Linked DNA regions of Homo sapiens: region 1 is linked to region 2. A link is an interaction called in ENCODE POLR2A ChIA-PET data of the cell type or tissue named here. Cell type or tissue: Panc1. All regions are shown on one strand. Each heading gives the region's core, and the rest is flanking DNA. Links, peaks and the distances in the headings are about the cores only. Region 1 overlaps UBE2E2 (ubiquitin conjugating enzyme E2 E2). Region 2 has its middle 170 kb from the start of UBE2E1.

Evidence for each region. Peaks named below come from ENCODE experiments on the same cell type or tissue, not always from the same donor. Only the 100,000 strongest peaks of a DNase experiment are listed, where the experiment ranks them.
Region 1: POLR2A ChIA-PET joins it to region 2 with 7 read pairs; 2 of 35 experiments call an interaction of 5 or more read pairs at or near these places.

The regions. Positions count from the first base shown.
Region 1 is chr3:23,568,338-23,572,740 of GRCh38, reverse strand. The region is part of intron 5 of UBE2E2 (ubiquitin conjugating enzyme E2 E2); the gene reads right to left. Among named protein-coding and RNA genes, the nearest start is that of UBE2E1, 240 kb to the left of the region's middle. In Panc1, for the core only: no CTCF peak of the experiment used is centred there; no DNase peak of the experiment used is centred there.
Region 2 is chr3:23,638,330-23,642,732 of GRCh38, reverse strand. It overlaps the pseudogene RNU6-788P. Among named protein-coding and RNA genes, the nearest start is that of UBE2E1, 170 kb to the left of the region's middle. In Panc1, for the core only: no CTCF peak of the experiment used is centred there; no DNase peak of the experiment used is centred there; H3K27ac peaks cover 373 bases.

The sequences.
Region 1 (4,403 bases), core at 230-4,229, 70 kb after region 2:
TAGCATGCAGCAATCAAAAGGAGCAAAATCATATCCTTTGCAGCAACATGGATGCAGCTGAAGGCCACTATCCTAAGTGAATTAACATAGAAACAGAAAACCAAATACTGCATTGTCTCACTTATAAGTGGGAGTTAAGCCTGGGCACACACAGATGTAAAGATGGGAACAAAAGGCACTAAGGACTTCAAAAGGAGAGTGAGAGTCGGGGAAGGGGGCAAGGGCTGAGAAACTTCCTATTGGGTATTATGTTCACTATCTGGGTGACACGATCAACAGAACCCCAAACTTTAGCAACACGCAATATACCTTTGTAACCTGCATATGCACTCCCTGAATCTACAATAAAAATTAAAATTATACATACATATATAATGTTATCAGGATTTAGAAACACTGGAATTCCTCTGAGTCTAAAATGAAGTGATTAGGACAAAGTTGGGTTTTTGTAGTTTGGAAGGTAGAAAAACCTGACTACTAATTATAGGCTTAACCCAAACCAGAAAGATTAAGTATCCTCAAAAGACATAACAGTGTGTGACTTGTAGTGATTAAGGGAGAAAAACGATCATTTCCATGATTTAAATCAAATAATGGACATTATCAAACTAGATCTAAAATTGGGAATGCTAAATAAAACTGCCTAAATCTAGCAACATGTGCTACTGCTTCAGAATCAATAACCAGGGATACTAAAAGAGGTATTAACTATCCCAAATTCCAAGGAGACATTAATATCTCCCTCAGGACTTATTAAGATAAGCTGGCTCTGCCAGCTCCAGGAGTCCAACATAAAACATGAAAAAGAAGAGAAAGGACGTTTGTGGGAATACTGAGCTACTACCTTGGGAGTGTAGTTTGTGTGGCAGTGGAGGTGTCCTGTTCTCCACACCCTCCCCTCCAAAAGATGGCTTTCCTTTCTCAAAGCCACTTCGGGAGGGTACCAAGAGATTCGTTAGTAAAGATTCAGAGTGTCTTCAAGGAGACTCTTGAGTGTTATCCCTGTCTGGAAATTTAAATCAGATATGAGTTGCTTAGGTAGCTGACCTGCTGACCTGCTCCTAGACTAGCTGAGTAGAGAGAGGAAGTGGCAAAAAAAGCGGTCTGTACGATCCTTGCTATCTTGTCAGTGTCCTATCAAGAAGGGAGCACAGGCTGGGCGTGATGGCTCACGCCTGTAATCCCAGCACTTTGGGAGGCCGAGATGGGCGGATCACGAGGTCAGGAGTTTGAGACCAGTCTGACCAACATGGTGAAACCCTGTCCCTACTAAAAATACAAAAATTAGCCAGGCGTGGTGGCACACGCCTGTAATCCCGGCTACTCGGGAGGCTGAGGCAGGAGAATCACTTGAGCCTGGGAAACGGAGGTTGCAGTGAGCTGAGATTGTGCCACTGCATTCTAGCCTATCTGACAGAGCGAGACTCTGTCTCAAAAAAAAAAAAAAAAAAAAAAAAAAAGAAAGGAGCACACAGGTGAGGGGACTCTGATAGCAAAGAGATTCTTAGAAGAATGCTGTGTGTGAGGGGCAGTGGTGCTCTGGAGCCATTATTAAAACATTATACAAACTTATAATTAAATAGGTAATATTAAAAACAAACATAGAAAATACTTAAAAACTCATCACTTCTTAATCAGTTTACTATTACCCTCTATGCTCTTACTTTTTTATTGTCTATGTGCATGGTGGGAAAAATTGTGCTAGCATGCATCTTGTCCCAATTATCCATTTATTAAGAGTTATGTTGGCAACTTGAAATGCAAAAATGGTACAAAATCAGGACTTGATTTATTGTTGACTGTCTAGACTTAAGGAAGTGATAAAGAAGATGCTAATAATGCAGATTAAACTTAAAAGTCTATCATCTCTAGAGTCCTCACACTGTGAACAGTACAAAAATTGGAGGACACATTCTTCTAGTATTTGAAAACTATTATTTGATTTAGCAAAGAAGTTGCTCATGACATTACTAAAAACAAGCTCTGACATCTTTGTTTCACTTTGTCTTATTTCTTAAATGAAAATATCACCCAACAGTCATGTTAGAAATATACTCATTTGTCAGGTGCAATCACAGGATGAATACACAGGAAAGAGTTTGGCAAATATCAATGCCTTTCTGGAAGAATCAGCTGGCTATATGAAATTTACATTTAAGAGTACTGTATATTTTATAATTTATAAATTATTTATTATACATTGTTTACTGTTGTAAATTATTTACTATACATTGTTTACATCAGTAAAATGTACAATAAACTTAGGTATGTACATATACACATACCACCCCTGCCCAGCCTTTTGTTAAACATTTACCAGTACACTACTGGGAAATGGGCTGGGCTGGGCAAGGGGGTTGAGTCTAGGCTAGGTCTTCAACATCAGGGAACTGGGCAGTGAACTCTCCCAGTTACCCAATGTGAAGAAGCATTTTGACACCTGTTACCCAGAAGGCATGGATGGCAAGGCTGTATTTGCCAAAGATGCAGGAAGATGACAACCATGTGAAATTAGGTAAAGGGACACTGTTCTCACTTATTACCTATCCCTCACCCGCAAGGAGTTACGGCTTGATTAGGGGGAAAAAGGAGGTACCAGACCATGTTCCTCGCATTTTGATGGAGTAGAAAGAAGATATTAGATTTAAATCAGGTATAAGATGGGAGTTTAAAAATGGACCAGGTTGACCTTCTAATAATGAGAAAGTGACCCGCAGTAGTGAGTGCTAAAAGATCTGCTAGATATTGTTAAGGGATAGAAAAGCAAGATTCCACAAAACATAGCCTAAGGCAGTAACTGGATAAAATTAAAACCATTCAAAATTAACGCCCCTTGAGTCAATAGTGCTCATAAAACAGTAAAAATACAATGGCTGTATATACTTGATAAAATATTTTTAAAAACTTAAAAACTCAGCCTGTAAGTCTATATAGCAGTGCTACATACATTAAATCAATGCACACTTTGAAATATAAAATGTCCTTTTAGAATAAACTCATCTAAAGAACAGCACAGATGGTGTATTCCTACTGAGAAGCTATTGGGTTGCAATTCCAGGCTTAATTAAGTAATAATTTTTAATGAAATCTCAGAAAATATCCTTACAGTAGAGGACTTAAGATACCAGAGGTCCACACATTACTTTTCCCAAATACCACTGCAAAAAGCTCTAGCTGCAGCAAGTAGTGGAGGAAACAGGCCAAGATGCCAAGATATTGGAAGCTAGGTTTTTAAAAACAGCTTTATTGAGATGTAATTCACATACCATACAATACACCCATTTAAAGTGCACACTTTAATGGTTTTTAGTATATTCACAGATTGGGCAACCATTACCACAATCCATTTTAGAATATTTTTGTCATTCCAAAAAGAAACCCTGTACCCATTAGCAGTTACTCCCCGCTGGCAAATCCACCAGTCCTAGGTCTGGGTATCTACTAATCAAACTACTTTGGTGTCTAGGTAGTTCCCTAATCTGAAAACTTTTCCTAAATGGAATAATATGTAGTCTCTTGTGATTGGTTTCTTTTACAAAGCATGTTCTCAAGGTTCATCCGTGTGGTAGCATCAATACTTCATTCCTTTTTATTATCAAATTATTTTCCATTGTATGAATATATCAGTTATATTTATCCATTTATCAACTGATGGACATGTAGGCTGTTTTCACTTTTTGGCTATTACAAATAATGCTGCAAGGAACATTTGTGTACACCTTTTTATGTGGACATATGTTTTTATTTCTCTTGGGTATATATTTAGTTGTAGGATTGCTTGGTCTTATAACTCTATGTTTAACCATGTAAGGAACTGCTAAAGTGCTGTCCAAGGCAGATGCACCATTTTACATTCCCACTAGCAATGTCTAATTCTCCACTTCCTCACCAATACTTGTTATTATCTGTGGATACTAGATTTTAAAGAATAGCTTATTCTGCATTAGTCTATACCCACCAGGTATCCAGGTATTTTATAAAGTGTTATACATATATATATATATATGTATACATATATATGTGTATATACATGTATATATATATGTGTGTATATATGTATACATATATGTGCGTATATATGTATACATATATGTGCGTATATATGTATACATATATATATGTGTGTGTATATATGTATACATATATATGTATATAATTATATATAAGATATACAAGCGTTTGTTTCTGCCAGCCAGAGAAAATAAATTCTCTTTAAATGGAGTATTTTTCTGATGTTCTCTGGCTATGACAGACAAGATTATCCTGATTGTCTCTTCTGTCTACTCCCACCTCGAAAGAAAAAATGATAATAATAATATAATGAGACTTGTTTATAATGCACACCTTTTGTTCAAAAAAATTTTTATTCCATAATCCTCACATGTAGTCCACCCACTAGTAAC
Region 2 (4,403 bases), core at 197-4,196:
GCATTTTCTTGACTCACTGCAACCTCCACCTCTTGAGTTCAAGAGATTCTCCTGCCTCAGCCTCCTGAGTAACTGGGATTACAGGCGCACGCCACCACACCCAGCTAATTTTTGTATTTCTGGTAGAGTCGGTGTTTCACCATGTTGGCCAGGATAGTCTTGACCTGCTGACCTCATGATCCATCTGCCTTGGCCTCCCAAAGTGCTGGGATTACAGGCATGAGCCACCATGCCCCGCCAAGACAACCTTTATTATATGGGAAATTTTTGTCGTAACTATACTCCCGGTGTGCTATGTCGTAGTATATTTATGAGGATATGAAAACCATGGTTACATAGAGATGCTCTGGAGAAACGGTGTCACTAGAAACAGGTACCATACTCCATTCCTGCACTTTAAAGTTTCACATTCGTTATGCAGTCAGCTGGGCTTTGCTGCATCGTACTGCAGTTGGAAGGTTTTTTTGTTTTGTTTTGTTTTTTCAAGTGAAAACCAAGGCACAGAGAAACTGAATGACTTATGTGGAGGCAAAGCATTGGTAGACATCAAGAGAGGCTGTTATATTCTTGACGTCAATGCTGACACAAGTCTCGTGGTGGAGTAGACACTACGTACAATAGGAAGGAGTGGGAAGGGCCAGGAGGCAGCATGGAAAAGCCCTGAGGATGAGGCCTTGTTTTGTTCATCTTGTAGCTCCTGGAACACCTTGGTAATCTGTGTGTGTTAGAGCCCATTGACTTTCACTCTGTGTCTAGAGCACAGATTTGCCTGGAGAAACCTGGGTTCAAGCCCTGGATCTCCTGCTCCCTGGCTGTCTGATACTGGCCAAATCAGTAAATATGCAGATGGTCTGGTTTCCTCACCTCCAAAATGAAGGTGTGAATACTCTACCACTCCTAATGCTTAATAGCATTCTGCAAAACATTTAGAAGTAATAGTGTTCTAGAATACCACAGGATGCTAAGGGTGTAGCTTCTGGGAAAACTGAGGCACAAGAAGATTAAATGATTTTTCCCCAAGGTTTAGAGACAATAACTGAAAGAGGTAAAACTAAAACCCAAGTCTCCCAACTTCCACTATTAGTACTAATACTATTACTACTTTCTACTTCAAAGGATTGTGGTAAGACAAAATTTAGAGTGCTTGCTTCGGCAGCACATACACTAAAATTGGAATAAATGAAAGATTAGCATGGCCCCCATGCAAGGATAACATGCAAATTCATGAAGTGATTTAAATTTAAAACAATTTTTTAAATTAAAATATTGGCTGGGCTCGGTGGCTCATGCCTATAATCCCAGCACTTTGGGAGGCCGAGGCAGGCAGAACACTTGAGGTCAGGAGTTTGAGATCAGCCTGGCCAACATGGTGAAACCCCGTCTCTACTAAAAATACAAAAAATAGATGGGCATGGTGGCTCATGCCTGTAATCCCAGCACTTTGGGAGGCTGAGGCTGGCAGATCACTGGAGGTCAGGCCAGGATCGCACCATTGCACTCCAGCCTGGGAAACAAGAGTGAAACTCCATCTTAAAAAAAAATAAAAAGAAAAAAGAAAAAAGAAATATTTCTTAATATGTTTTTTTTTTAAAAAAAGAACTGACATGATAACTTTTTAAGTAGAGAATTATCTTTCTATTTTAAAATGTTACAACTGAGTTCTTTAGATTTCAAATTGTATTTGAACTGAACTTTCAAATTGTTGCTGTTGTGAAGGAATGTCTTGATTCAGCTCTTTGTCTAGGGCCCTCTGTCTCAGGAAAGAAAATGCATTCTTTGGAGAATATAAAGCCTGCTATGACCCTGCTGAGTTGTAAATAGTTTGTGCTATCCAGAAACAGTACTCGATTTGAAAATACCATTTTAAAGACATCATTTGTTGTTTGACTACCACTTCCTATTTCCTACAAAAATTGGAAAACTAGAATAGCAAGTCCTGTCCTCTTGGGACTTATTTCCTCATTTGTTTGATGTCTCCTTCCAACTTGAAAATACTGTGTGTCACTTATTTGTGATATGAAATGAAAGTGAGCTGCCAGCATTCTGTTTTGATAACTTTTGAGGGTGGAGTGGAGAAAATATGACATCATTTAAAATTTTAAGAAGCAACCAGAGTTTGCATTAAGCAACTGCTATTTGCAGGCAACATCCACAAGTCATTACTTCCCATCCTTTGGCCCTTAATGACTTTCTTAGCTTTCATTCCTCCCAAATGGAGCAGTCAAAAGACCATCAATCCAATCAAATATGGAGGTTAAAGAAACCATCTGTGTAGGACAGGACATTCAGAATGGTGAAGCAAGCTCAGCAGACCCTCTCTCCAGCAAAACAACTCAAGTGGTGAAAATAATAAAAAGGCAATAATTTAAAGCCCCTGGAAATTGTTCAAAGGATGTACAGGAAACAAAGAAAAAGTCCCTCAAAAAAATATATTAAACCTTCGTAGGAAGGGTCTGTGGCAGTTGAGCCACCTCCTGCTTCCTTACCCTCTGCACCCATAGCTCAGTGTTAATGGAAGTGCTACCCATTCTGCACCCTCCACTCTGGGCAGGTGTGGCCAAGATGATGGGGGCTCTCTTTTCATCCCCCCTTTCCACCTGCCAGTCTGAGGGTATGGTTTCACCCCTCCTGCCCCCAGCCCTGTGTTGCAGAAGCTCTATTCTAGGCAGTACCAACTCCCCTTCTCTATCTTGCCTCCCTTGATTGTAGGGTAGAAGTTCTACTCCAGGTGAAGCAGGCTGAGAATACTGGGGCCTCTGTCACCCCCACCCAGCTCACTCACTAGTAGTAGGGAGGTTCCATGCTGCAACGGACAAGCCAAGAAGAACAGGCTTATCCACAGCTGCCACAGCTGCCACCCCAGTACCTACTTGCAAATCTGGGCATTCATCACTCTGGGAAAAGTGGGTCCCTGACCCCAGCTCCTTGCAGTCTTGCACAGGTTCTGTCCCAGGGGAAAGGCAAATCAAGATGACAAAGAGGCCAGGCATGATGGCTGGCGCCCGTAATCCCAGCACTTTGGGAGGCTGAGGCAGGACGATCACTTGAAGCAAGGAGTTGGAGACCAGCCTGGGCAACAAAGCAAGACCCCATCTCTAAAAATAAAAATTTAAAAATTAGCTGAGCGTGGTGGTGCACATCTGTAGTCCCAGGTACTAGGGAGGCTAAGGTGGGAGGATCACTTGAGCCTTGAGGTTGAGGCTGTAGTGAGCTATGCACTCAGCCTGGGTGACAGAATGAGACCCTGTCTCAAAAAATAAACAAATAAAAATAAAGTAAATAATAATATTGCAGTCTTCCCTGGCAGTCTGGAAGACTGTATGCATGTCCAAGGCTGTACCTTTCCAGGGTGTGATCAGAGGAGTGACCACAGAGCTCTAAGATAATAGAACATGAGAGAAAAAGGTAACCCCTTCCCCCACAACTGGGCTAGCAACCTTCAAGCAACACACATTTCCAACAATAAACATCTAACTGCTAAGCAGGCTTAAGTACAACATATGAACAATAAGAAGGTGACCTGCCAGAAGTGATTCCTAGCCTAAGTGGCCAGGCTAAAAGAGAATAACAAGGTCAGAGAAATCTGAGGTTGAATGTCAGAGGCTGCACACTGCAAGGGACACAAACTTTGCAGGATTACTTTAGTCAAGTCGCTAAGCAAATAAATAAACCCCAGCAAACAATAACCATCACCACCCCTAGCAGTGGCGTCAGTATCCACAGTTGCTACAAAATATTACCTAAAATATTTAGTTTTCAACAAAAAATTGCCAGGCATGCAAAAACAAAACCAAACAAAAAAATAAGAAAGTGTGACCCATACACAAGAAAAAAAAAGCCAGCAATAGAAACTGCCTTTGAAGGGGTCCAGATAGTGGACCTAGTAGACAAGGCTTCAAAACAGCTATTCTAATCGATACCTTCCTGGCTAACATGGTGAAACCCCGTCTCTACTAAAAATCAAAAAATTAGCCAGGTGTGGTGGCGGGCACCTGTAGTCCCAACTACTTGGGAGGCTGAGGCAGGAGAATGGCGTGAACCCGGGAGGCGGAGGTTGCAGTGAGCCGACATTGCGCCACTGCACTCCAGCCTGGGTGACAGAGCAAGACTCTGTCAAATAAATAAATAAATAAATTAATAAAATAAAATATAAAAATAAAACAGCTATTCTAAGCATGCTCAAAGAACTAAAGAAAACCCTTCTCAGAAAATTAAAGGAAGATATGATAGCAATGTCTTATCAGAAGAAAATAGCTAGAAATGTTCACAAGTGCCTGTTAAAAAACAAAAGAAAGAAAAGGCCAGGCACAGTGGCTCATGCCTGTAATCCCAGCACTTTGGAAGGCCAAGGCAGGCGGATCACTTGAGGTCAGGAATTCAAGACCAGCCTGGCCAACATGGTG